3 separate regions of the Homo sapiens genome follow, and regions 2 and 3 are each linked to region 1. A link is a loop called in an ENCODE intact Hi-C map of the cell type or tissue named here. Cell type or tissue: CD14-positive monocyte. All regions are shown on one strand. Links, peaks and the distances in the headings refer to the core of each region. The heading gives the core; the rest is flanking DNA.

Evidence for each region. Hi-C counts contacts between places; a loop is a spot of excess contacts. Peaks named below come from ENCODE experiments on the same cell type or tissue, not always from the same donor. Only the 100,000 strongest peaks of a DNase experiment are listed, where the experiment ranks them.
Region 2: a loop joins it to region 1, with 2.9 times the contacts of the local background. A loop is called at or near these places in 5 of 110 quality-filtered maps.
Region 3: a loop joins it to region 1, with 8 times the contacts of the local background. A loop is called at or near these places in 5 of 110 quality-filtered maps.

What each region holds. Positions count from the first base shown.
Region 1 is chr7:142,184,763-142,192,762 of GRCh38, reverse strand. MGAM2 (maltase-glucoamylase 2 (putative)) reads right to left here. Exons shown (of 48, transcript NM_001293626.2): 34 at 7,624-7,686; 35 at 6,640-6,774; 36 at 4,929-5,013; 37 at 3,258-3,396. Among named protein-coding and RNA genes, the nearest start is that of PRSS58, 69 kb to the left of the region's middle. In CD14-positive monocyte, for the core only: CTCF peaks have their summits at 3,472 and 3,676 (motif pointing right); a DNase peak (open chromatin) is centred at 4,402; H3K4me3 peaks cover 941 bases; H3K27ac peaks cover 699 bases.
Region 2 is chr7:141,761,389-141,772,068 of GRCh38, reverse strand. It overlaps TAS2R3 (taste 2 receptor member 3), which reads right to left and starts at 7,972. Exons shown (of 1, transcript NM_016943.2): 1 at 6,872-7,972. The coding sequence starts at 7,910. The coding sequence ends at 6,960. In CD14-positive monocyte, for the core only: no CTCF peak of the experiment used is centred there; no DNase peak of the experiment used is centred there.
Region 3 is chr7:141,749,510-141,760,189 of GRCh38, reverse strand. SSBP1 (single stranded DNA binding protein 1) reads right to left here. Exons shown (of 7, transcript NM_003143.3): 7 at 9,702-9,879. The coding sequence ends at 9,836. Among named protein-coding and RNA genes, the nearest start is that of TAS2R3, 9.2 kb to the left of the region's middle. In CD14-positive monocyte, for the core only: CTCF peaks have their summits at 5,087 (motif pointing left) and 7,331; a DNase peak (open chromatin) is centred at 5,069; H3K4me3 peaks cover 570 bases.

The DNA of each region.
Region 1 (8,000 bases), core at 1-8,000:
AAGCTTCTCTGAAGAGAAAGATGGCGATGGGATGCAGATGTGTGAAAAGCAAATTTCCCTGAAGAGAGAGGAGGGGATGGTGCATGGGAAAGTTGAGCTTTTGGTAGAAACTTTATCAAGTTTTCACATCTTCTTATTGCTGCTTTCTTTGCCCTGAAAGCCCCTTCTTTGCCAAAAGAAAATTTCTACTCTTCTTTTAACCAACATTCAAACATCACTTCTTCTATGAAGACTTTCTGGATTATCCCAGTAGAGTTAATTGATTTTCCCTCTCATGTTTGACTCCTATAATTAGACAATGAGGTCCTTGAAAGCAGGGACTGTGACTTATTCATCCTTGTACTCTTCCAAGGTAAGGTTATCTCTGAGGTTGCAAAACACCTATTTGTTTTGTGTGTATTTCATATAATGACATGGGTGTTTTCCTGAAGAACTAGTTTTTCCTTGGTTGGAAAAGCCTCAAGCTAGGTGTGGAAAGCAAGACTGTGAAAGAGCAACTGAAAGATGAAGATGTAAAGAAAGTGGGAAAGGGAAGAAGAATTTCTGTTTGGAAGACCATGTTGCCCCTGATTGTGGAACACCAGGGGCAACATGATACATCACCTGTTGATAGCCCAAAATCAAATAGTATGAGGTTCTTGTAAACTCTGGGGACAGAAGGCAGAGAGCTCAGATACTTGAGCAGAAAGGGGCAGTTGAACAGAAAAGATCACACTCTGTCCTGGGAAGAACTAAAGAACAAGTCTGAAATTTCCCAACGACATTGGAAAGTGGCAAAATCTCAGAAGGATAAAAGAAAAGACAAAGGGACAGATAAATATTTATAGAAATAATGGCCAAAAACATATACATTAAAAACTAAAAATAATTGTTGAAAAAATTAAAGATCTAAATAAGTGGAAAGACACCTCATGCTAATGAATCAAAAGAGACTTAATATTGTTAACATGGTAATACTCACCAAACTGATTTATAGACTCAATGTAAAAACTATCAAAATCCCTGTTGCTATTTTGTCAAAACTGACAAAGTGATTACAAAATTCATATCAAATGCAAGGGACCCATAGTAGCTAAAACAATCTTGAAAAAAAAATTGGAAGAGTCACACTTCATCAATTAAGACAGTGTGGTACTGGCATAAGGATATATATATATATAGAGAGAGAGAGATCAATGAAATAGAGTTGAGAAGGCAAAAATAAGCCTTCTCATTTACTGTCAATTGATTTTTGACAAGGTGTCAAGATAATAAAATGAAGGAAAGAATAACATTGAACCACTACCTCACACCATACACAAAAATAAACTTAAAATGGATGACAGATCTTGGTGTAATACCTAAAACTATAAAGCTCTTAGAAGAAGACATAGGAATAAATCTTCATGACCTTGAATTAGGTAATAGTTCCTTGAATATGACACCAAAAGCACAAGTGACAAATGAATAAGTAAGTAAATGAATAAATAGGACTTTATAAAAACTTTTAAAAATGTGCTCCAAAAGGCATGGTTATGGAAGTGAAAAGTTTACAAAATGAGAGAAAATATCCTCAAACTATATATCTCATGAGAAGCTTGAATTTAGAATATTTAAAGAATTCTTACGATCCAATAATTTTTTTTTTTCTGTAGAGATAGTCTTACTTTGTTGCCCAGGCTGAAGTGCAGTGCCATCATAGTTCACTGCAGCCTCAAACTCCTAGGCTCAAGAGATCCTCCTACCTTAGCCTCTCGAGTAGCTGGGACTACAGGCATGCACCATTCTGCCTGGCTAGTTTGTTTGTTTTTTGTAGAGACAGGGTCTCATTATGTTGCCCAAGCTGCCCTCGGACTCCTGGACTCAAGCAATCCTCCCACTTCGGCCTCCCAAAGTACTGAGATTACAGGTGTGAGCCACCACGCCTGGCCACAACTCAATAATAATTAAAAAAAATGATTCTATCAAAAATGAGCAAAGGATTTGAATAGATATTTGAATATATACAAATAGCCAATAGCATATGAAAACATGCTCAATAACATTAGTATTAGTGAAATAAAGTGAAAACAACAATTAGATATCACTTTACCCCCATTAGAATGTCTATAATTTAAAAAGATGAATACCACCGAGTGTTGGCAAGGATGTGGAGGAACTGCAACTCTTATACATTTTATCATACATGCAGGTAAGAATGTAAAATGGTAGGCTGGGTGCGATGGCTCATGCCTATAATCCCAGCACTTTGGGAGGCCGAGGCAGGTGGATCACCTGGGGTCAGGAGCTCGAGACCAGCCTGGCCAACATGGCGAAACCCGTCTCTACTAAAAAATACAAAAAAATTAGCCAGGCATGGTGACTTATGCCTGTAATCCCAGCTACTCGGGAGTCTGAGGCTGGAGAATCACCTGAACCCAGGAGGAGGAGGTTGCAGTGAGCCGAGATTGCACCACTGCACTCCAGCCTGGGCGACAGAGCCAGACTCCATCAAAAAAAAAAAAAAAAAAAAAAAAGTAAAATGGTACAGCCTTTTTAGAAAACAGCTTGATATTTCTTCAAAATATTAAAAATACAGTTCCTATATGACACAGAAGTTCCACTCTTAGATACATATTCAAAACAAAGAAAACATGTCTACTCCAAATCTTGCACATAAATATTCACATAATCACTACTCATAATAGCCAAAAAAAAAATGGAAACAATTTAGATGTTCACTCATTGGTAGATAGGCAAGCAAAATATGGTGTATCTATATAATGAAATTTTATTAGTCAAAAGAAATCAAGTACTGATACATGCTACAACATAGATAATCATTGAAAACATTATGCCAAGTGAAAGTACCCATATACAAAAGAGCACATATTGTGTGATTCCATTTTATGAAATGTCCAGAATAGGCAATCCACATAGACAGAAAATAGATGAGTAATGGCTAGGGCTCAGGAGGTAGGAACAAGGTAGAAATGATTGCTAATGGGCAAAGGTTTTCCTTTTCGAGTTCTGAAAATGTTCGAAAATTTAATTTTTGTGATAGTTGCACAACTCTATGAATATACTAAACATTACCTAATTGCTCACTTTAAATAGGTGAATTTAGTAACCCACTTGATAAATGCGCTCAGAGGTGGTTGCTTGGGCAACCGTGCCTGAAATTTTGACTTTAACCCATTTAACTCGGATCACGTAGATACATGCACAATGCAAATATGAAATGGCAAAAGGAATGATGTGGAAAATTATCTTTGCTGCTGTGACAAAAAGACACTCACTCGTATGTGGGTCTGGTCTGGGACCACCCGTACAGGTTGTGCACGTTGTAGTGCTCCACGGGGGAGCTGTCCGGCAGGATCTGCTGACTCTCCATGCACAGAGTCTTGCTGCTCAGGCCCTTGTCCCTAGATTCCAAATCTGAGGGGAAATGTTGAGTTATTTCCTAAACAACATGATTTGCACATTCACTAGAAATGCCCATCATTTTGGCATTTCTTTACTTCAATCAACAACTTTGTTACCAGTAACAGACCCAATTTTATGAGGTTTTAGTCTATAGAAAACAATGTTCTGTGTCTTTATAACTAATGAAGGGTAAGGATAAAATATGGAGCTGGGAAAAGCAGCTCCCCTTCTTTTTGCACCAACTCTGATTTAATTTATAGAGTGTTGTCATAGCCCTTTTGCCAACATAATAAACTCCTTCATTGTTAGGACTGTTTCTTCCACTAGATGGTAATGTTCTCCAGGGAATAAATCTATTTCAATCATTTTTGTATTTGTGTCTCTAAATCTTTCTGATTTGACAGCATTTGCTTGATACATAAGTACAGATGATCCTTAACTTACAATGTGATTATATCCCCATGAACCCATCACAAGTTGAAAATACTGTAACTTGAAAATGCATTGAATGGACCTAACCTACCTTAAATGTGCTCAGACACTTACATTAGCCTAAGTTGGGCAAAATTATCTAATACAAGGCCTATTTTAAAACAAAGTGTTGAATATCTCTTGTAACTTATTGAACACTATAGTGAAAGTGAAAAATAGAATGGTTATTTGGGCTCTCAAAGTTCGGTTTCTACTGAATGCATGTCACTTTCTTACCATTGTAAGGTTGAAAATCATAAGTCAGACCATTGCAAGTCAAACACCCCCTGCATTAAATTAATGAAGGAGAAAATGAATGAATGAGTGAGTGAGTGAGAAATGGGCAGCATAACAGTGATGTAGACATCAAGAAACTTGAATTCTAGATTCTGTCCCATAGATTACTGGTATAATGCCTTTTGTTGTTGTTGTTTTTCTGGTTTTTGGTGTTTGTTTGTTTTTTTTTATGGGTCTCACTATGTTGCCCAGGCTGGTCTCAAGACTCAAACTCCTGGTCTTAAACAATCCTCCCACCTCAGCCGTGGTACAGTACTTTTAGAAGTGAGTCATTTCCTTCCTTGTTTCTCTGCAACACGAGAAGATTCAACTTTCTGAGATCCTTTTGATACCAACATTCTATTTTTGTTTGTACCACAGAATGACCAAAAAGTATCCTTCATCAAATGTCTGTTTACATGGGCAGAGAGACTTCAGAAACTAGGTTTTAATTCTTTAATCAAAAGAACATCTCTCCACGTGTGTGTGTGTGTGTGTGTGTGTGTGTGTGTGTGTGTGTGTTTAAGGGTTTATTTAAAATTTTAGCAATCTGTTCATAGTTATCAATGGAATCAAATGTACCATGCATCGTTTGGTTTCTTTCACACCACATCATGTCATTATTTCTTGCTTGATTAGTTTAGCTGCACTTATTCAAGGTTATCTTACTTGGGATTTCATGTCATGTTGGAGAATGGTTTCTGTCTTCAACATTAGGCTTCACTTTGACAGTAAAAGGAAAACTTTTGGAGTCTTTGAGTAGGAAAGTAAGTTGATGAAGTAATTATTTTACATACATGGCATATAGGGTGGGTTATTTAGCATTTCATTGCTGCAGCCCCTGACAGATCCATCCACAAAATTTGATGGCTCATTCATATCCTGAAATGAGTTAACAAAAAAAGATCTCGTCATGTCAGGGGCAGGATGGCCTTGGCTATAGAGGACACTAACTCAGGGAGATGACTTTTGAAGCCCTCAGCTCAGCTGGTGGTTTAGTTCACTGTGTTTAATTCCTGGCACTGACCCAAATGGACTCTAAAAATGTGTAGTGTAATCCCTGGCATTGACCCAAATGGACTCTAAAAATTTATATCGGCCAAAGTGGAGTGCTAAACTCCTTGCTTACCTGGCATTTTAAAACTTACAAGGATTGTTTTACAGTGGCAAAAATAGTGAGGTAATGCTGGACACAGGACCTAAGGAAATCTCTTGATACAACTCCCCTTGATACAACTCCCCAACAGAGGTAGCCCATCTTGTTTTACTACGCATGGATTATTCACTTTTTAGTCTATGGCCAGAGGTTACTATTATCTTCCTCTATTTTTTCTTAGTCCAGTTGCTTGGACTAATTCTGATATTGGCATAGGCCAAACACAAGGAGAGTTATCTCACTTTCTGCTATAAATATATTTCTAAAAAGTTATATGTAACTCAGAAACAAGTTTGGAAATAAAAACATACTTTGGGGAATTTGTTACTTAAATGCAAGGAGTAGGGGCTCCTAAGGGAATGTTCACTGTGCACTCTGACAATGGAAAAGTTAAATTTTCGAAAGCCAGACTATTTTAAATAGGACATACTAAAGGCAAATGAAAGTACTTGAGGAACTATTCATTACTTTGAATTACCCAGCTACAGCTTTCCCTCCATTGGAAAAAAAAAAAAAATACTACCCCAGAGCTATCAGCATCTCTTATTCTCAAAGCTGCCCACAACTCTCCACTGTCTGATTTGCCTGTTTGAGTTAATTTGTGTCCTTTCACATGTCTATTCTGTGCCTAACTATCTCAAAGGTGCGGGTGGTCAGGGAGGCCCCTGTGTTTTCAGTGGACTTTTGTCTCTGGAGTGAATCACAGACTTCTTCCAGTCTGACCCAGAGCTGAATAGCTCTTCAGAGCTGGCCTAGAGCTTGCTTAAGATTTCAGGCCACTGGACAGTGGGGAAGGAAATCAGGACAGAGGAAAACATAGATAGAGCTGCCCTTGGACATATATCCCAGGGACATCTCAGGAAGTCCTGCTTTTAAGGCCAACTGGCATTTACAGCAAACATCTGAACAGGCCCTTTAAGCCATTCCCTCAGAGTTGTCTGCCCCAGTACTATGGCAAACGTCTACTTGCTCTCAACTCCATGCCTCACCCACTCCCAGCTCTGCCCTGTAAGACTCCCTTACAATAAGCTTTCAGGTAGATTTGGCCAGTGGGTGATATTGGCAAGAGATTGGAGATGGGAGGTGATTTCTCCCTTTCTCTTTTGCTCTGGCATCTCCAGCAGTAGCAGTCTCCTCTGTGGGCTCCAACATCCACCAGACAATATGTCCCTGGGCAGATCAGCAATGATCTCTGCTTCTCTTGGTCCTAGCACCTAGATTCTGTAACAGCACCTAGATTCTCCCTTTCATCTCTTCAGCCCTATGTCTCTGCTTTGCTAGTCTCTCCTCCCCATGTTTTGACTTGCTAACATTTCCAAAAAAAAAAAAAAGACAACCAAGGGTGCACTTACAATCCACAATCCATCAAACTTCAAGCTCTTCTCTGGCTCTCGAGGGTTTGCATAGAGCTCTTCTATCTCTTTCTTCCACCACGCAGCTGTGCTATTACGAAAGAAGTCAGGAAAGGCAACGTAGGCCCTGTAAAGCTGTAAGAATAACACACACTCTCATTGTCGGGGTCTCAGCCTATACAGGAGACCACAAATGGGAGATGAACAGGAATTTGTGCCTGCCCAGATCAGTCTCTGCTCTAATCTCAGATCTGCTGCTGTTGCAGAGTTTACAACAGAAGCAGAGATTGGGGAAGGCTGACTTCATTCTTTATTTTCTTAGAAGAAGGTTAGATAGCTTTATAATCCCTTTCAAATACAGGATTTGTTTAATAACTGGACATGTAATCACAAGACTGGAAAATTAACAGTGTCTGAACAATTGAACTTTAGAGATGCAAATACTTTTTCTTTTTTTTTTTTACTTAAATATCAGTGTGATATTAGCAAAAGCTTTTTCCAGACTATTCAAATGAGATGAAGGAGGACTGTCATCCAGGGGCAAGTGAACTCCAGAGTAGAGGGGATGCTAGATGACCAGGCTGAGATTAACAACTTTCCTTCATTCAGCTGACTTGTATTTTCTTTTGTATGCAGATAATTTATTAAAATCCAGTCTGTTCATAATGGATTCCCCTCTAGTGAGAAAATGCTAGACTTTGGTTCATTATTTTTCAAGCGTCATAAAGTTCAAACAAATCACAGCCCATTAAAATCACACTTATGAGAGGATTTCATTGATGATTTCCTTCTACACATTTCCATGTTCGCTGTTTGTTGAGCTTTCCACTCGAGGATCTCTTTCTGCCAAGAAACTAACAGTGGATAAGCACCCTCAAGTTAGGGCTACTTAACTGAAGGGTTAGCTACTTATTCATCAGGATAAAAAATGTAAATATCCAGATGTTTAGGGCAATGTTGACAAAAATCTATATACAACTGTACCTTAACCTGAGTTTCATGGTCAAGGGATCCATCTACAATTACATTAGGCAGATCTGGCCAAACCTAGAGAAAAAGAAGGGCAATTAAAACCTTTACAGATCCTTGCATACAGACTATGAGATATTTCATGTGTTAGACTCTGATGACAGGCATCTCCATGAAACGCTTGGGAATCTTTGCCATAAATTAAACTGTAAAGGCTGAATCTACAAAATTACATTAGGTGAAAGTAGGCTGGGTCTCTTGATTCATTCTATGTTTTCAAAATTCTATTTTTGAATTTAATAATTAACTGAATTTCTTTTAAACATATCCTCTGAACAACCAACTTTCGAGTGATTTCTCAGATCTCTGATCTCCTTGTCACAGACCTATAA
Region 2 (10,680 bases), core at 2,258-10,257, 420 kb after region 1:
TCATATCATACTGAATGGGCAAAAACTGGAAGCATTTCCCTTTGAAAAGTGGCACAAGACAGGGATGCCCTCTCTCACCACTCCTATTCAACATAGTGTTGGAAGTTCTGGCCAGGGCAATCAGGCAGGAGAAGGAAATAAAGGGTATTCAATTAGGAAAAGAGGAAGTCAAATTGTCCCTGTTTGCAGATGACATGATTGTATATCTAGAAAACCCCATCGTCTAAGCCCAAAATCTCCTTAAGCTGATAGGCAACTTCAGCCAAGTCTCAGCATACAAAATCAATGTGCAAAAATCACAAGCATTCTTATATACCAATAACAGACAGAGAGCCAAATCATGAGTGAACTCCCATTCACAATTGCTTCAAAGAGGATAAAATACCTAGGAATCCAACTTACAAAGGACATGAAGGACCTCTTCAAGGAGAACTACAAACCACTGCTCAATGAAATAACAAATGGAAGAACATTCCATGCTCATGGATAGGAAGTATCAATATGGTGAAAATGGCCATACTACCCAAGGTAATTTATAGATTCAATGCCATCCCCATCAAGCTACCAATGACTTTCTTCACAGAATTGGAAAAAACTACTTTAAAGTTCATATGGAACCAAAAAAGAGCCCGCATTGCCAAGTCAATCCTAAGCCAAAAGAACAAAGCCAGAGGCATCACGCTACCTGACTTCAAACTATACTACAAGGCTACAGTAACAAAAACAGCATGGTACTGGTACCAAAACAGAGATATAGACCAATGGAACAGAACAGAGCCCTCAGAAATAATACTGCATATCTGCAACCATCTGATCTTTGACAAACCTGACAAAAACAAGAAATGGAGAAAGGATTCCCTATTGAATAAATGGTGCTGGGAAAACTGGCTAGCCATATGTAGAAAGCTGAAACTGGATCCCTTCCTTACACCTTATACAAAAATTAATTCAAGATGGATTAAAGACTTAAATGTTAGATCTAAAACCATAAAAACCCTAGAAGAAAACCTAGGCAATACCATTCAGGACATAAGCACGGGCAAGGACTTCATGTCTAAAACACCAAAAGCAATGGCAACAAAAGCCAAAATTGACAAATGGGATCTAATTAAACTAAAGAGCTTCTGCACAGCAAAAGAAACTACCATCAGAGTGAACAGGCAACATACAGAATGGGAGAAAAGTTTTGCAATCGACTCATCTGACAAAGGGCTAATATCCAGAATCTACAATGAACTCAAACAAATTTACAAGAAAAAAACAACCACATCAACAAGTGGGCGAAGGATATGAACAGACACTTCTCAAAAGAAGACATTTATGCAGCCAAAAGACACATGAAAAAATGCTCATCATCACTGGCCATCAGAGAAATGCAAATCAAAACCACAATGAGATACCATCTCACACCATTTAGAATGGCGATCATTAAAAAGTCAGGAAACAACAGGTGCTGGAGAGGATGTGGAGAAATAGGAACACTTTTACACTGTTGGTGGGACTGTAAACCAGTTCAACCATTGTGGAAGACAGTGTGGCAATTCCTCAGGGATGTAGAACTAGAAATACCATTTGACCCAGCCATCCCATCACTGGGTACATATCCAAAGGATTATAAATCATGCTGCTATAAAGACACATGCACACATATGTTTATTGCGGCACTATTCACAATAGCAAAGACTTGGAACCAAGCCAAATGTCCAACAATGATAGGCTCAATTAAGAAAATGTGGCACATATACACCATGGAATACTATGCAGCCATAAAAAATGATGAATGCATGTCCTTTGTAGGGACATGGATGAAGCTGGAAACCATCATTCTCAGCAGACTATCACAAGGACAAAAAACCAAACACCGCATGTTCTCACTCATAGGTGGGAATTCAACAACGAGAACCCATGAACACAGGAAGGGGAACATCACACACTGGGGCCTGTTGTGGGTTGGGGGCAGGGGGGAGAGATAGCATTAGGAGATATACCTAATGTTAAATGATGAGTTAATGGGTGCAGCACACCAACATGGCACATGTATACATATGTAACAAACCTGCACGTTGTGCACATGTACCCTAAAACTTAAAGTATAATAAAAAAAAAAGTTGGGGCAAAAAAACATACACCCTACCTTAAGCTTTTTGTAGCAATGATTTCTATAAATGAGACTTTTTAAGGAGACCCTACGTTAAAAGTTATTGATAATCTAAAATCAAAATTGGCATGAAGATTCTTTTATTAGCTAATATTTCAGAAGTTTTAAGAAAGTAATGTAAACATTTTCAGATTTGTTACTTTTATTTTTTTAAATTATCTTCAAAGAAATTCAGTCTTCTGTCAATATTAATTTATATGAAATAGTAGCTAAACATCTCCTTCTCAGTTTCCAGATGGAAGGTGATTAAATTTAAAATAAGAAAAAAAAAATTTTTTTCAAAAAAGTATAGATGGCACTTAAGAGAAAGAAGAAAACTTCCATTACTTGTGGTTTTTTAAATGCTTGCTATGTTCCCAGCAGTGCATCAGGCATCCTAGGAGGAGTATATGGTTATCCCTATTTATGAGTGAGGAAAATGAAGATCAGGGAAAATAAGTGACTGCCTAATACCAGAGCAAATGCCTTAGCCCATTTTCTGCTGCTATAACAGAATACCACATATTGGGTAATTTATAAAGAAAAGAAGTCTAGTTGGCTCACAGTTCTGAAAGCTGGGAAGTCCAAGAGCATGGTGCTGGCATCAACTCAGCATCTAATGAGGGCCTACTTAGTACTTCATAACATGGCAGAGGGCAAGAATGTGTACATGAGAACAAGACAGGAAAAGGGGGCCAAACTCCCGCAATAACAAACCCACTCCTGCATTAATCCATTCATGAGGGCAAAGCCCTCATGACCGAATCACCTCTTAAAGGCCCTACCTCTCAACACTGTTACAAGGACACAATTACATTCTGTCATGAGTTTTGGAAGGGACATCCAAACCACAGCAGCAAAGAAGTGGCTAAGCTGAAAGGTCTGAGACTGAGCTCTTTCTACTACACTAGACTTCCCCTCACTGGTTCTTTCATTCTATAAACTGTTATCATCAGCCAGACACTGTTAGGTGCTAGGGAAATAGAGAAGAATCACCCACAGCACATCCTCCCTTCAAAGAATATACAACATGGTAAAAAAGACAGATGAATAGACTATTAGAGTTGAGAGTTTTAGACGCCATAATAAGGAAACACAAGGAGCGCAATAGGAGTGTTCAGGAGGCGCACTTGATCCAGTTTTGGCAGTTCAGGAACTGAGAAGACATATAAATTAAGTCTTAAAGGATGCAAAGAGATTATCCAAAAAAAAGCTAAGGTAGGGAGAAAGAAGGATATTGGAAGCAGAGAACTCTACATGCAGACTAAGAGGTGACAGTGTGTGGTGGGTTCAGAAAACAGAGGAGGGGAGGGGTACAAGGACAGGAAGAGAAGTAGTGGGAGATGAAACTGGAAAGATAAATCACGAAGTATCTATGCCATAGTAGGTACAGAATTTGGGCATAATTATTATACTAATGTGATCAGAGGCATGTACAACATTAGAAAAACACAAAGAATAAGTGCTTAGCGTCACCTGAAAGAGTCAGAGAAAGTTTCCCAGAGGAGGAAGGTGTTGAAGAATAAGAGAAGTTGACACAGCTGATAAGAAAGATAATTCTAGGCATAGAAAGCAGCACATGGAAAAGCATAGTAGCAAGAAGAGTATGGCATATTTGGGAACTAGAAATAGTTCAAAGTTCTTTTGGAAAAGCAAGGAACGAGAAGATGAAACTAAAAAGAAGAAAACAGAGACCAAATGAAGACTGACTTTATGCTGTAAACTAAGTAGTTTGGACTTTACCCAAAGCAATGGAGAGCCATTGCAAGACTTTCAAGAGGGTAGCATTACTTTCATATTTTCACTGTATGAAGAACACAATCCAAGTAATAAGGAAAGGCTTTGCTGGAAGGGGATGGAGCTGGAAGCAGGAAACTAGTTAGAATCCTGTTGTAATCACTCTGATGGGCTGAAAAGAGTGGAGATGGAGACCAGGGAACATTTGAGGGAAATGTTTTGAAGTACAACCAAAGGGATCTGGCAACTAAATGGATATTGAGGCTGTAGAAGAAGGCAGAATCTGGAATGATTTCTAGAATTCTGGTGCACTTAGAACACACACACACACACATATGCACATACACTTATATGTCTTTTAGTGAGTATCTTTATCATCTGCACTAGCTTTTTAATACAGAGATTACTTATATGAGAGGTCTGCCAAGAGGCAGAGGCTTAAAAAAGATTAGATGTGCAAGAGATGTTAGGTGGGTGGGAGCCAGAAGAAGTGAGCAGAGTATTCAGAGAGCAATGTAGGTCTGACAGCTATAAAAGGGGGGGAGAGGTAAAGGGGGGTATGGAATAATTGGGTAGAGAGAGTTCTAAAGTGCAGTAGAGGTCCAAGAAAACTTCGACCAAGCTGATGCAGAGTCCTTGGCCAAAATTGCCTGTTAGAGGAGTCGCATGTCTCAGCAAAACAGACCTGCCTTAGTACTCCACAGTGCTCCACCACTGGCTGGGAGAAGCCTGCAGGAGATGTGGCCTCAAGGTAGTGGATCTCCAAAGCTGGAGCCATCAGCCAATTGTGCCTCCACAGCAGAGATCCGAGCGCACATTTTCAAGGCTGCCACAAAAGGGGTCTAGACACAAAGATCACCTGCATCAGGACCCTCAAGATCGGATGATCCCTTTATTGTACCTGAAGCACGTGTTTCAGTGATGCAGCAATTAAATACTTGTTTCTGTGTCTATATTACGCACTAAGTAATGTTTTTGAGAACAGAACAGTGTTCAAGGAACAAGCGTCTCGTGCAGTGCTTGGTCTCGTACAGTGCTTGGTGCACAATAAGTGTTAAATAAATGTTTGTGGCAGGAAGGAATGAACTGGAATCAAGGTTGGCCAGAATCAAAATGAAGTGAACCATGTATTCATTCCTGGAATATTACAGCAACATCCAGAAGCTAGGCAGAACTCATCCCTTTCTCAAGGGGATCTGCTAGCTGGGCAATAAGGGGAGAAGCCTGAAAAGCCAAGGACAATTCAGAAATCTTTCCTCTCTGGCTATGAATACACTGTCTGGCCACAAATGGAAATTGACACCAGACAGAACATAGCCAAGAAACTCCACTCATCAACTCCTGAAAATATGTATTTCAGAGTTAACCTGGAAATCTTGCTCAGACCGTTGGCCAAGCTCCACCAAGTCACAATGACAATTTAATGATAGTGGGGCTAACAAAATTTACTCACTCTACAAGCTCAAATGTGATGAAAACAAGTCAGTTCTTTATTTTATCTATCAGTAATATGGTTTTTCTCCTGAACCCTCACTTGCTGGTTGTGGAGGTGTTTAATCCAATGGGATAATGCAAACTGTGCAGACCAAAGGAAATTTTATTCCCATCATTTTAGGAATTAACATATAAATCCCAGAACAACCCTAATGTCAATTTCTGGTTACATATGACCAAATGTCCAGTAATGTAATGGACATTCATGCTATGTCCAAATATACTCCTTTTTATTATGTCAAAGTATGCTCCTTTTCACAAAATAACAACAACGATAGCAGTTTTATTGTGTGTTTGTTCCATGTAGAACTCTAAGCACTTCCCATGTGTTAATTCACTCATTCCTTCCAACAACTTTATCCCAACACACACACACACACACACACACACACACACACACACACACACACAAATTACTATTTCTATTTTACAGGTGAAGAAAGTTAAATAGAGACTGGTTAAGAAGTTTCCCCAAGGTCACCCAGTTCAAAAGGGCCAAAGCCAGATTTAAACACAGATTGTCTAATTTCAGGGTCTACATTCTTAGCCACAACAGTCCACTTCTGAGAGTCCCATTAGGGCTAGAAATACACATTTCTGAATAATGCCATGTGTATTAACTGAATATGTTTACAAATTTGAGAATTCTTCAGGATATTAAGCAATATCTTTTCATTGACATGTCAAAATTGTAAATAACAGGAAGTAAATCAATGCCTATATACTTCTATTTAAATAAAAGTGATTAAACTTACAAAATTCACTTATATTACATTTGATAAAACTGTAATTTTAAAACCAGGTAGGCATCTTGGTCAAAAATAAAAACAAAACTACTTGGTCTTTTGCCCAATCTACAAAATAATTACTTGAAAATGTACTTTAGCAAAATGATCATGAAATGCAAGATTGAATTGGAATCTAGAATCTAAAGGTCTTGATTTTCTTTCCACTGTTTTCATCATTACACAATGTGTTTGTGGGAACTGGAATCATATGGAAATTGCTGTTGCTGCACAATCCAATATTAGCGCAATAATAGCCTTCACTTACTGAGTACTGTACACAACACACTGTGCTAAAATGGCCAGTAGGGATCAGAAGAGGGAATCAGACAGGTAATTAAAGTAACTCACCAGAGGCCAAAAATCTTGGCCAGAATCAGAATTCAAACCCACATCTATAGGACTGCAAAGCTTTTGCTCTTTCCTTCAAGTCTACTATGTAATTTTATGTTTATCACTGTTAGTATCTAATTTAAGTTGAAACTAGTAATCAGACTCATTATGTCGAGCTGATGATTATTAAAATACAGCACCATATGTTTATAGTGAGAGTGTTCTTACGACATGGTCATTTCCAAGACTACTACTCCTGCACCCTCCCCACCTCCGCAACCACCATACAGAGAGAGGCTGTGAGAAGCGTGGCTTTCACCTTGGAACAAGTGCCCAGGGACCAGGGGCAAAGCAGTCAGTGTTTCTCTCCTACTGATGTTATGGAACTGGTAACATAGGAAGGTCAGGAAGAGTCCTGTAGTCTTGAGCCAGGCCAAAAGGCTCAAGGGCTCCACCCCATGCCCTCTGTTACTCTAAGAGAAAATGGGTCCCTTGGATCCAGGCTTCAGATGACCAGACTCACACCGGAGCATCACTACAAATGTCTGCTTCAGCTTACTGTTCCCCAGAATGAGAATAAATGAGTGGCCAGCAGGATAAAACATTGTCATTACTTCGCCAATCATCTTAGCCATCTTGGTTTTTGGTAGGAAATTACCAAATGATGCAATTAAGAAAGCAAGAAAGTAAAGTAAGAAGAGAAAGAAGAAGGAAAGGATGATTCTGATGGCCCTCTTGTGGGCCTCAGTGGTTGGATCTCTGGAGCTTGTCCCATTTTGCAGCATCTGCCGTGTGTGCCTCCCCAGGGAGAAGATGAGCAAAGAGTAGGAGGCCAGGGACACAATTAAGGGAGGCAGGTACCACAGAGTCCCAAGAACATGGATCAGATAATACTCACTCCTCTTCTTTCTGAAGTGTTCAGTCACATTCCTGGTGGCCTCAATTCCCCTAAAGACAGAATAGAGCTTAAACTCATTGATCAGAGATGCGGTACTACCACAGGATAAGAGCAGTGCACCCAACAGCATCCATACCATCACCCTAGAAACTCTCCACTTGAGCCAGAGGAATGTGGGGTGAGAGAAACTGGCGATTTTCAGGCAGTAGAGGACACCAAGACAGGTGGCAAGCCAAATGCTCAGATGGTTTGTAAATGTCCAGGAAACATCAATAATTTGCATTATTATCCCTGAATCATGTGTGTTGGGAGAGAATTCTATTAAAAAACTATCAGTCAAGATAATACACAGCAGAATGATCCTCAAGAGTGCCAGGGTGGTGATGATGAAGTCAGACAAAGACATTCTCTTGGTCTTGAACCAGCTGCTACCATTGACCAACTCAATGAAACAATTGACCAGAATTCCCAGTGTGAACTGAGTGCCAGACAGAATCAGGAACACCCCCTCGGTGAGTCCCATCATGTCAGCAATTAGGCAGCCCTGATCTTTGTTCTTTCTGTTGATACATAGAATCTCCTCACTGATGTGATATTTTTCTCGTTAATCTACTCCTCTACCTGTTGCTTCACTGTACCTGTCTCTTGTCTCTGCCCAATTTAGTCTGTCGTAGAGCACAATTTAGGAAATCCTCTCTGGCTCTTTCAGGTTAGTCTGTCCTCTTCACAGATGATATGGATTGTCATATTCCATCAATGAACCTAAACTTTGCAGCTCTTTGCTAAAATGCAAATGAGTAGTGTCCAGTGTCACATAGAGAAGGAAGAGATCTAGGTCACAAAGATGATGGAGGACTTGGACTCAGTTTCAAAGGGTGTAGGGCTCTGAGTTACCCAAAACAGAAAGATGAGCGGCACCAAATGGAGGCGGCTCAGAATTACTCAGAAGAGTAAAAAGTCTCATTCCTCAGGAGGGAGGACTCAGAGATACAGAAAAGGAATTCCACTAGGAGCCACTATCCACCTGGAGTGAGGTTTAAGTGCATAAAATTGTAAAAGTTCAGTGCCATTGATCATGGATTAGAATTAAAAGGCATGCCCCTTGGAGCCTGGCTTACATGCAGAGAGATGGCTGTAAGCTATAAGCTAGCAAGAGAAGCCTCACCAGAAAGTGGCCAAGCTTACATCCCGAACTTGGACTTGCAGTGGGAAGTCTCAGACCCACTCTGGATTGCTAGTCTGCTATAATACTGTCCAGGGAGGCATAAGAACAATACTTCTGTTCTTAACCTAAGAGCTCCTCTATTTAACAAGCGGCTATTAATTAAGGATCTTCATTCAGGACTATATGCAGAATTAAGCAGTACGTAGTTTGTATTAAAGTATGCTTATGTTGACTCTTTTTAAAGCTAATTGCTAAGGTTTGTATACTTTTTATGTCCTACTCCCTTCCCTAAATTTAATGAGACATTAGTTTAAAACCTAAAGGATTGTGGGAATAAAGAAAAGATTTTACTTCTACTTGCCGTGAAAGGTCATGTAAGAGAAAGATAAGAGTAAAGAGTTGCTCATGTATACGGAGATAAAGTCAACAATATATGAATAAGAAAGAATTAGGTTTAAGTACACAACACAAGTAAATGGCTTAGAGGAGAGGTATATTTTTGTCTCCCAAAGCAGTCCAGAGGCAAACTGTCCAGGCTGGTATGGTGGTTGCATAGTGATTGCAGATCCCAGCTTCTTCTACCTTCCATTCTGAAGACTGCCTCATGGTCCAAGATGGCAACTGGAAATCCAGCCATGAAATGTCCACATTTCAGACAAAAAAGAAAATGCTGTAGGACGAGAGTCTGGGGAAGCACACAGGATACGCCTCCCAAGAGTAACTCATATAGAAAGTTCCCTGAGAGCATCACCAAGTGACTTCTGCCTATAGCCCCTTGGCAACCCCTAACTGAAAAGAACAGGAATGCAGTACATGTGCTGTGCACCCTGTCACATCTGGGTTCTATAAATACAGAAGGGACAATAGATACTGGGTAGTGCATTAATCATGTTTATTTTCTGTATTTTATGCTTTGACACTTTTGGGCCTTGCAGACCCAGAGAGGGCATGCCCTCCCAAGGTTAGCTAATTCCTGGAGTTAGCCAACTTGCCTGAGAAAACTCCTTTGATAAGCAAACCAGCCAATCCTGAATCCACACTGCCCCTCCCATCTACCTCCTTTGCTTAGGTAGAAAACGAGCCCAGGACACTATGACCTTGCCTTCAATCACCCCAGGGCCAGGCACCTGATAACTAGGGACCATCTTGAGAACCTGCAGCCTGCTGAAATTATTCAAACTACCCAATCCTAACCTTGCTTAGCTTTCCACTGGTGCCTTACTCATTGCTTCCCTATGAAAAACACAACAAAGCCTCTGGCTTATGTTTTCCCCCCTCCTTCTTCCTCCTGACCAACTCCAGTGCATCCCTGAGTGGCCTTGCATGGCATAGCATGCAACCTCCTATTGGGAACTGTGAAATAAAAGACTCTTCTTTCAAAGCAGTTGTCTGTGTGACATGATTAAAGCAGCTGTCTCCGTGACATGATTAAAGCAGTTGTCTCCTACCATACATGATTAAGGCAAGTCCCAGGTACATCTTAAAACAGGTAGGCAACTGGAAATCTTTTCCACAATACGGTTTTCTATAACAGAAAGCTAGAATCTACAATAGAAAGCTAGAATGCTTTAAAGTTATCTCACAGCCAGGCATGGTAGCTCATGCTTATCATCCCAGCGACCCAGGAGGCCAAGGTGAGAGCATCACTTGCAACCATGAGTTTGAGGCTGCAGTGAGCTATGATCGCACCACTGCACTCCAGCCTGGGCGACACAGCGAGACTCCAACATACATACATATGTTATAAATAAAGGATAAATAAAATTTAAAAATAAAAAACAAAAAAGTTATCTCATAAACCATTTATAATGTGTTTAGCAGAAGAAAAAGAATAATCACTCCTGCCTCAACTTCTCCTCGGAGCTCCAGACTAATATAATTAATACCCTGCCAAGGAGCCATTAGAAAGTCTACAGATAAACCATATTCAAAACTAAGCTCATTATCTTTCCCCCTCTCAACTCTGCTCCCACATCCATGTTCCATAAACTCAGAAATGAAGTGCTACTATCCACACATCTCCATGCAGGAACCTCAGAACCACCTCTGAATTGCATTTCCTCTTAGCAATAGTGGTTGTGTCACCACTAGATCTTGGGCAGAAGCTATAAGTGATTCTCTGCAGTATCTC
Region 3 (10,680 bases), core at 467-8,466, 430 kb after region 1:
CTGGGGTGGCCTACATGTGAGACGTGGAATCAAAGGAGATGATTTCAGAGCTTTAAGATTTAACGACTGCTCTGCCGGGTTTTCAGACCTGCATGAGGCCTGTAGCCCCTTTATTTTGGTCAATTTCTCCCATTTGGACTGGAAACATTTGCCCAATGCCTGTACCCTCATGGTATCTTAGAAGTAACTAATTTTATTTTACAGGCTCATAGGTGGAAGGGACTTGGCTTGTCTTAGATGAGACTTCGGACTTGGACTTTTGAGTTAATGCTGGAATGAGTTAAGACTTTGGGGGACTGTTGAGAAGGTATGATTGGTTTTTAAATGTGAAAAGGACATGAGATTTGGGAGGGGCTGGGGCAGGATGATATGGTTTGGTTATGTCCCCACCCAAATCTCATCTCAAATTGTAATCCCCACGTGTCAAGGTAGGGACCTGGTAGGTGACTGGATCATGGGGGTGGTTTCCCCTGTGCTGTTGTCCTGATAGTGAGGGAATTCTCCCCAGATCTGATGGTTTTAAAAGTAGCAGTTTCCCCTGTGCCCTCTCTCTCCTGCTGCCTTGTGAAGAAGGTGCCTGCTTCCCCTTCACCTTTTGCCACGACCATAAATTTCCTGAAGCCTCCCCAGCCATGCGGAACTGTGAGTTAATTAAACCTCTCGTTTATAAATTACCCAGTCTCACGTAGTATCTTCATAGCAGTGTGAAAACAGACAAATACAGTTGGTTGCGGGAATCTGTGGATACGGAGGGCCAGTGGAGAATGAATGCAAGTGGAGGCAGGCATTGGGCAGAAAGCAAAATGCAAACTTCACATACCTGAGTTCAACCTCCAGGTGTGCATCCTGGAAGATGCATGACTTTGACAAGTTATTTAACCTCTCCCAGTTTTGGGTTTCCTCACCTGTAAAATGGGATTATTGTACCTTCTTCTTAGGATAATGGCTAAATGAGACAATGATAAAAAGTACTTAGCTTAGCTCGGTACATAGTAACCAGAAGAGAAATGACAGTCATTAATATGATTATTGTTACATCTTTAAGAGATTTCCCTGTAATTCATTAACCTTGGACTTGCCTCTCATTTTCCACAACGATTTTCTTGCTGTTACTCCCACAAATCTTCACAGAATATTATGCAAACTCTAACAGAAAAATAGCAAGGTGATCCTGCCCTCATTTTCTTTTCAAGTCCCACCTAACCGAATGACAAACATTTATCAATCTCCATGTCACTGTGTGAGGCTGAGTTAGATTGGGGAAAAAGGGTGGTTTTAGTAAAAGAAAACCCTGCCTTCAAGAATTGCCATGATCTCATTAGGGAACAAAGGGAAAACAGCACTAATTTCTCCTAACTTGGCTGCAAAAGTTAGGCTGTAATCCACATTGCAATGACAAGTAATTCCTAAAGAAATGTATACTCTATTGCCAAAACTGCCACAGAAATATATCTTTGGTGTTTTTGGATCATCTTTGAATAAAATGTCCAGTGTGTTTTAAGAAATGATTGATTCTTTGAGAACTGTAAAGGCAGCAAACAGTAGATCTCATATAGGTTGGTTTTTTTGTTTGTTTGTTCGTTTTGTTTTTGAGATGGAGTCTGGCTCTGCCGCCCAGGCTGGAGTACAGTGGTGTGATCTCGGCTCACTGCAAGCTCCGCCTCCTGGGTTCATGCCATTCTCCCACCTCAGCCTCCCCAGTAGCTGGGACTACAGGCGCCCACCACCACACCCAGCTAATTTTTTGTATTTTCAGTAGAGACGGGGTTTCACCATGTTAGCCAGGATGGTCTCGATCTCCCGACCTCGTGATCCACCCGCCTTGGCCTCCCAAAGTGCTGGGATTACAGGCATGAGCCACTGCGCCTGGCTAGGTTGGTATTCAAAGTAAATCATTTTGGGCTGTGTACACGTATTAACAGATGAATGAATTATAAAAGCATGAGATGCTAAAATACAGATAGTGGGGGAAAATATATAAAAGATTTTCTCATTCATATCCAGTAAAGTGGTACTCACTAAAAGTGAATGAGTAAATTAGTCTGGCTCAGAAATAATGGAAAGGTTTTTTTCCCCAGATAAAAAGTTTTATTTTTTTATTATAAAAGTAATATATGTTCAATGCTAAAATATATATTTAAAAAACTGTAAAGAAACAAGGAAAATCACGCATAATCACCCTCTCTAGAGATAATAACATCCTCATGTTTCTCCCTCCAGACATTAAGCCTATCTTCATTACAACTTCTTTTTCAAAAATGGGATACCCCAGACATACTGTTTGAAACTTTTTCTCCCATTCTTCTAGGTATACTATTCATCTTACCATTTAACAGGAAACTCCAAATCGAGGTCACAGTGCAGTTTTCTGAGGTTTATTCCCTGACACTATCACATCAAAAAGGGAAATGCAAGACCCAAAACTTGGGTTAGAAGACCCCTAGTCTTTTACTGCTATTTACTGCTATCATATTTCCAAATGCGCTCTTCCTAGACCAGCTAGGGAGCAGGAGAAAGTTTCTCAGCAGATAGGGCTTCCCAGGGGTAGGCAAAGTTTCCCTAGCAAGTCTGACTGACTTGAGGCGAGAATCATTCTGCTAGAATCATACGCATGCTGAAGACTGCATGCTACACACCTAAGTCTGATAAAGCACCACTGCTTCAGCTCCACAGCCTTTCAGAGGCATGGAGAGAAGAGGCAACCTCCAGGGGAGAGTTTAAAGCAGAGCCCCTCGGCTCACAATGATCCAGCACAGCATCCTCTTCCACCCCTGCATTCAGGGCTGAGAAACTGCTCCAGGTTGGTAATTAAGCTCTTCTGTTCACCATGTCATTTTCCCAAAGCAGAGATTTATTACCCTGCTTAAACAGGACTGTTAATCTGCATAATTTCTCACAACACTTAAGGAGTATAAAAGCTGCTGTGCTGATAGAAGAAAGAGTTGCTAAAAAGATAAATTTTATATACTGCCCAATTTTGCTTAAGGAATGTGGCATGAAGGAATAAAGACTACATCACCAGGCAGTTTTAATGTGTGAACTTAAGAGAGCAGAGTTAATATGCTGATTAACTGTCCCAGCTGCAGGAAAAAGAAAGATGGCTGGCAGGAGAAAACAGCAATGAATTTTCTACTGTTCCTGAGCAAGGAGAGGATAAAGCTAAAAAATTCCATCTTTCCTCAACCAAAATGCATTGTAGGTATAAAAAAAGCTACTCAAGTGTGCAGAAAATACCTTAAAACAAAAAAGTCACAGACCTATAACATAGCTTGGGAATTCTGAACCTAATAAAGTCCAATATGACCTAAGCTACAGTTAGCACTGTACTCGTACTCTCAGGCAGAGAGGACAGAACATGTAGGCTGGGAAGCAAATATATAGGCTGGGTCAGAGGCCAAACTGGAGACAGAGTGGCCTAGACAGTACGAGAGACTTCTACCATTTGAACAAAACAACCTGCACAGTGGCAGCCAACCTCTGGGATACAGCAGCAAACTGGCAGGCAGACCTCGGGAGGGCTGATGTAAACTTTAAAGAGCAAAAGATGCACTGAAAAACTGAGTTACTATTTCATCTTTATTGGCAAATTATTAGTATTCTAAAATTTCCTGAATCTTGTAATAAAAAGTAAGATTACATGATGTACATAATGATTCATGTGGAAAAATAAAAGGAAAATGTAGGACCTAAGGCTCTAAGGGAGGCACTGACAGAGGTTGTTAAGAGGATCCTCTTCTACCTTCCCCAAGAGTTCTGAAGAAGACTCTAAAAGGATAGATAAGAGGGGCAGAGAAAGATAGAATAGAACCACAGCTCCTGTGGCATCACCTGGAGATGAACGATTTCATCTCTAGTTATATTTCAGGTCCTTATTGCTGGTAAACTATGTTTCATCAATGCTAGTAATGAAACTGTCCAAAAACAAAAGATATGAAGAAGGTAGGTTAGTCTTAAAGATGTTTAGGTTAGACACTAACCACTGCTCAGCAACCCCCTTCAATTTGAACTGAAGCTTAGAATCCCATTGGGATGATTCATCTATCAATGCCCCATCCACAGGTGTGGAGGGGCAGGCCACCCCTTCACCTGGTGCCCAACGTGGGTGCTTTTCTCTAGGGTGAAGGTACGCTCGAGCGTGGTCATTGAGGACAAGTCAATGAGAGATTCCCAAGTACGTCTACAGTCAGCCTTGCGGTAAGCTTGCGCGCTTGGAAAAAGCCAGGGTAACAATGGGGCAAACTAAAAGTAAATATGCCTCTCATCTCAATTCTATTAAAATTCTTTAAAAAAAAAGGGGGGGAGTTAGAGTTTCTACAAAAAAATCTAATCACACTATTTCAAACAATAGAAAATTTTGCCCATGGTTTCTAGAACAGGGAACTTTATATCTAAAAGACTGGGAAAAAATTGGCAAAGAATTAAAACAAGCAAGTAGGGAGGGTAAAATCATCCCACTTACAGTATGGAATGACTGGGTCATTATTAAAGTAGCTTTAGAACCGTTTCAAACAGAAGAAGATAGTGTTTCAGTTTCTGATGCCCCTGAAAGCTGTTTAATAGATTGTAAAGAAGAGGCAGAGATAAAATCCCGGAAAGGAACGGAAAGTTTACATTGTGAGTATGTAGCAGAGCCGGTAATGGCTCAGTCAATGCAAAATGTTGACTATAATCAATTACAGGAGGTGATATATCCTGAAACGTTAAAATTAGAAGAAAAAGGTCCAGAATTAGCAGGGCCATCAGAGTCTAAACCACGAGGGCCAACTCCTCTTCCAGCAGTTCAGATGCCTGTAACATTACAACCTCAAATGCAGGTTAGGCAAGTACAAACCCCAAGAGAATATCAAATAGAGAAAGATAGAGTCTCTGTCACGGCAATGCCAATCCAAATACAGTATCCACAATATCAGCCGGTAGAAAATAAGACCCAACTGCCAGTAGCCTATCAATACTGGCTGCCAGCCGAACTTAAGTGTCGGCCACCCCCGGAAAATCAGTATGGACAGCCAGGAATGTTCCCAGCCCCACAGGACAGGGCGCCATACCCTCAGCCACCCACTATGAGACTTAATCCTACAGCACCACCTAGTGAGCAGGGTAGTGTATTACATAAAATTATTGATGAGGCAAGAAAACAAAGAGATATTGAGGCATGGCAATTCCCAGTAATATTAGAACCAATACCACCTGGAGAAGGGGCCCAAGAGGGAGAGCCTCCCCTAGCTGAGGCCAGATATGAGTCTTTTTCTATAAAAATGCTAAAAGATATGAAAGAGGGAGTAAAACAGTATGGACCCAACTCCCCTTATATGAGGACATTATTAGATTCCATTGCTCATGGACATAGACTCATTCCTTATGATTGGGAGGTTCTGGCCAAATTGTCTCTCTCACCCTCTCAATTTTAACAATTTAAGACTTGGTGGATTGATGGGGCACAACAACAGGTCGGTCTGAAGAAACAGGGCTGCCAATCCTCCAGTTAACATAGATGCAGATCAACTATTAGGAACAGGTCAAAATTGAAGCACTACTAGTCAACAAGTGTTAATGCAAAATGAGGCCATTGAGCAAGTTAGAGCTATCTGCCTTAGGGCCTCGGAAAAAATCCAAGACCCAGGAACCGCCTGCCCCTCATTCAATACAATAAGACAAGGCTCTAAAGAGCCCTACCCTGATTTTGTGGCAAGGCTCCAAGATGTTGCTCAAAAGTCAATTACCGATGAGAATGCTTGTAAGGTCATAGTGGAGTTGATGGCATATGAAAACGCCAATCCTGAGTGTCAATCAGCCATTAAGCCATTAAAAGGTAAGGTTCCCACAGAATCAAATGTAATCTGAGTATGTAAAAGCCTGTGATGGAGGAGGAGCTATGCATAAAGCTATGTTTATGGCTCAAGCAATAATGGGAGTTGCTTTAGGAAGACAAGTTAGAACATTTGGGGGGAAATGTTATAATTGTGGTCAAGTTGGTCATCTAAAAAAGAATTGCCCAGTCTCAAATAAACAAAATATAACTATTCAAGCTACTACAACAACAGATAAAGAGCCACCTGACTTATGTCCAAGATGTCGAAAAGGAAAACACTGGGCTGGTCAATGTCATTCTAAATTTGATAGAAATGGGCAACCATTGTTGGGAAATGAGAAGAGGGGCCCGCCTCAGGCCCCACAAAAAACTGGGGCATTCCCAATTCAGCCCTTTGCTCCTCAGGGATTTCAGGGACAACAACCCCCACTGTCCCAAGTGCCTCAGGGAATGAGCCAGTTACCACAATACAACAATTGTCCCCCACCACAAGTGGCAGTGCAGCAGTAGATTTATGTACTATACAAGCAGTCTCTCTGCTTCCAGGGGAACCCCCACAAAAAAACCCCACAGGGATATATGGCCCACTGCCTGAAGGGACTGTAGGACTAATCTTAGGAAGCTCAAGTCTAAATCTAAAGGGAGTTCAAATTCATAGTGGTATGGTTGATTCAGACTATAAAGGCGAAATTCAATTGGTTATTAGCTCTTCAATTCCTTGGAGTGCCAGTCCAGGAGACAGGATTGCTCAATTATTACTCCTGCCTTATATTATGGTTGGAAACAGATAAAAACAGGAGGGTTTGGAAGCACTGATCCGACAGGAAAGGCCGCATATTGGGCAAGTCAGGTCTCAGACAGCAGACCTGTGTGTAAGGCCATTATTCAAGGAAAACAGTTTGAAGGGTTAGTAGACACTAGAGCAGATGTCTCTATCATTGCTTTAAATCAGTGGCCAAAAAATTGGCCTAAACAAAAGGCTGTTACAGGACTTCTCGGCATAGGAACAGCCTCAGAAGTGCATCAAAGTACTATGATTTTACACTGTTTAGGGCCAGATAATCAAGAAAGTACTGTTCAGCCAATGATTACTTCAATTCCTGTTAATATGCGGGGTCGAGATTTATTACAACAATGGGGTGCGGAAATCACTATGCCCGCTCCATTATACAGCCCCACGAGTCAAAAAATCATGACTAAGATGGGATATATACCAGGAAAAGGACTAGGAAAAAATGAAAATGGCATTAAAGTCCCAATTGAGACTGAAAGAAATCAAGAAAGAAAAGGAATAGGGTATCCTTTTTAGGGGTGGCCACTGCAGAGCCTCCTAAACTTACCATTCCATTAAGTTGGAAAACAGAAAAACCCGTATTGGTAAATCAGTGGCCGCTACCAAAATAAAAACTGGAGGCTTTACATTTATTAGCAAATGAACAATTAGAAAAGGGACATATTGAGCCTTCATTCTCGCCTTGGAATTCTCCTGTGTTTGTAATTCAGAAAAGATCCAGCAGATGGCGTATGTTAACGGACTTAAGGGCCATAAATGCCGTAATTCAACCCATGCGACCTATCCAAACCGGGTTGCCCTCTCCGGCCATGATCCCAAACGCCGGGCCTTTAATTATAATTGATCTGAAGGACTACGTTTTTACCATTCCTCTGGCGGAGCAGGATTGTGAAAAATTTGCCTTTACTATACCAGCCATAAATAATAACCAGCCACCAGGTTTCAGTGGAAAGTGTTACCTCAGGGAATGCTTAATAGTCCAACTATTTGTCAGACTTTCATAGGTCGAGCTCTTCAACCAGTTAGAGACAAGTTTTCAGACTGTTATATCATTCATTATGCTGATGATATTTTATGTGCTACAGAAACAAGACAAATTAATTGACTTACACATTTCTGTAAGCAGAGGTTGCCAACGCAGGACTGGCAATAGTATCTGATAAGATTCAAACCTCTACTCCTTTTCATTATGTAGGGATGCAGATAGAAAATAGAAAAATTAAGCCACAAAAAATAGAAATAAAAAAAGACATTAAAAACATTAAATGATTTTCAAAAATTGCTAGGCGATATTAATTGGATTCGGCCAACTTTAGGCATTCCTACTTATGCCATGTCAAATTTGCTCTCTATCTTAAGAGGAGAACCAGACTTAAAAGAATATTAACCCCAGAGGCAACAAAAGAAATTAAATTAGTGGAAGAAAAAATTCAGTCAGCGCAAATAAATAGAATAGATCCCTTAGCCCCAGGTTGGGCGCCAGATGAAGGGGTGGCCTGCCCCTCCACACCTGTGGCTGTTTCTCGTCAGGTGGAACGAGAGACTTGAGAAAACAAAGAGACACAGAGACAAAGTACAGAGAAAGAAAAGTGGGCCCAGGGGACCAGCGCTCAGCATACGGAGGACCCGTGCCAGCACTGGTCTCCGAGTTCCCTCAGTATTTATTGATCATTACCTCTACCATCTCGGAGAGGGGGATGTGGCAGGACAACAGGGTAATAGTGGAGAGAGGGTCAGCAGCAAAACATGTGAACAAATGTCTCTGCATCATAAACAAGGTAAAGAAAAAGGTGCTGTGCTTTTGATGTGCACATATGTAAACACCTCAATGCCTTAAAGAGCAGTATTGCCGCCAGCATGTCTCACCTCCAGCCCTAAGGCGGTTTTCTCCTATCTCAGTAGATGGAATATACAATCAGGTTTTACACTGAGACATTCCATTGCCCAGGGACGAGCAGGAGACAGATGCCTTCCTCTTATCTCAACTGCAAAGAGGCCTTCTTCTTTTACTAATCCTCCTCAGCACAGACCCTTTACAGGTGGCGGGCTGGGGGATGGTCAGGTCTTTCCCTTCCCACGAGGCCATATTTCAGACTATCACATGGGGAGAAACCTTGGACAATACCTGGCTTTCCTAGGGAGAGGTCCCTGCGGCCTTCTGCAGTGTTTTGTGTCTCTTGGTACTTGAGATTAAGGAGTGGTGATGACTTTTAACAAGCATTCTGCCTTCAAGCATTTGTTTAACAAAGCACATCCTACATAGCCCTAAATCCATTAAACCTTGAGTCGACACAGCACACAGCACTTGTTTCTACGAGCACAGGGTTGGGGGTAGGGTTACAGATTAACAGCATCTCAAGGCAAAAGAATTTTTCTTAGTACAGAACAAAATGGAGTCTCTCATGTCTACTTCTTTCTACATAGACACTGTAACAGTCTGATCTCTCTTTCTTTTCCCCACAGATAACAGGGGCAGAGAAAGAACAGAACTACAGCTCCTGTGGCATCACCTGGAGATGAACGATTTCATCTCTAATTATTCAGGTCCTTATTGCTGGTAAACTATGTTTCATCAATGCTACTAATGAAACTGTCCAAAAACAAAAGATATGAAGAAGGTAGGTTAGTCTTAAAGATGTTTAGGTTAGACACTAACCACTGCTCAGCAACTCCCTTCAATTTGAGCTGAAGCTTAGAATCCCATTGGGATGATTCATCTATCAATGCTTACTGAGTGGCTATTCTATGTAAAGCATGGTTTAAAGTGCAGGCAAACAGAAGATTCAGTCCTTGCCTTCATGTCTACAGAGCAAAACGTTAAGAAAATCAATATTTACAAATATGGGATAAATGTCTCACATACAGTGATGCTCAGTAAATTCACTGATTGGACAAATCAATATTGTAATAAAAGTGTATACAAAAACCAGGAGACCTTCCCAAAGCATATTTATCCCTTTGCCATAACACAAATGAGCCTGAAAGTTTACTATTTTGTATACCTGTACATAGAAACCACCCTTAGAAGAATAAACAACTAGTAAATGCCATAACAGATAGTAGCTACCAAGATTATACCACAAAAAGGAGAGCGAGAACGACAGTCAGAAAAAAGATTATTACTCATTTTACGTAAAAGAGTATTTTAATTCTTGTCCTTGGAAGCCATAAAGATTATACATGACTTGGAAATGAGACTGTACCAAATGATGGCCAAAGAAGAATCATCCTTTCTACTCCTTCTCTTTCGTCTGGTCACTCAGAAATATAATATTATCTGTAAAAAAGCCAAAATGTAAATATTAATTTCAGAACTCTTTCTCCATCTCATTCAATAATTCTCCTCTAATACATATAACTTTAGTGCTGTTCATTAAAAGGATTTTAGCCATCTTTTCAAAATATTAAATCACTTGCTATGCTCACGAGAGGTATATATACAGTTGGCATAAGTGGAGCTACAAGTTAGGCACTGGCTGCTTTTCGAACAATTCAGATCTTGTTAGAAGAGGTGGGATATTTCTTGTCTTCCAGTCTTCTCAGAAACAATTTCCTGCAAAAGAACTGGTCACAAAATTGGATGCTTGCAATGGTCAGGCAGATTCCACGACACTAGGCAGCACATCCTCAGAGAAAAGGACAAAAGTGTATCACATTCTACACTCTGGGGGTCTAGAGGAAAGAGTAAGAGTCCATATGTGGCCCTGTTAGCAATGACAGGATTTACTTACGTTTTTAACTTTAAAAATTCAAATAGAAGAAATTTTATTTTTAAATTACAATACAGAATAACTTTTTGTTTTTCCTTTGGAGATGGAGTCTCTGTCACCCAGGCTGGAGTGAAGTGGTGCAATCTCAGCTTACTGCAACCTCTGCCTCCTGGGTTCAAGCGATTCTCCTGCCTCAGCCTCTCCAGTAGCTGGGATTATAGGTGTGCACCACCATGCCTGGCTAACTTTTGTATTTTTAATAGAGACAGGGTTTCACCATGTTGGCCAGGCTGGTCTTGAACTCCTGACCTCAAGTGATCTGCCCGCCTTGGCCTCCCAAAGTGCTGGGATTACAGGCATGAGCACCG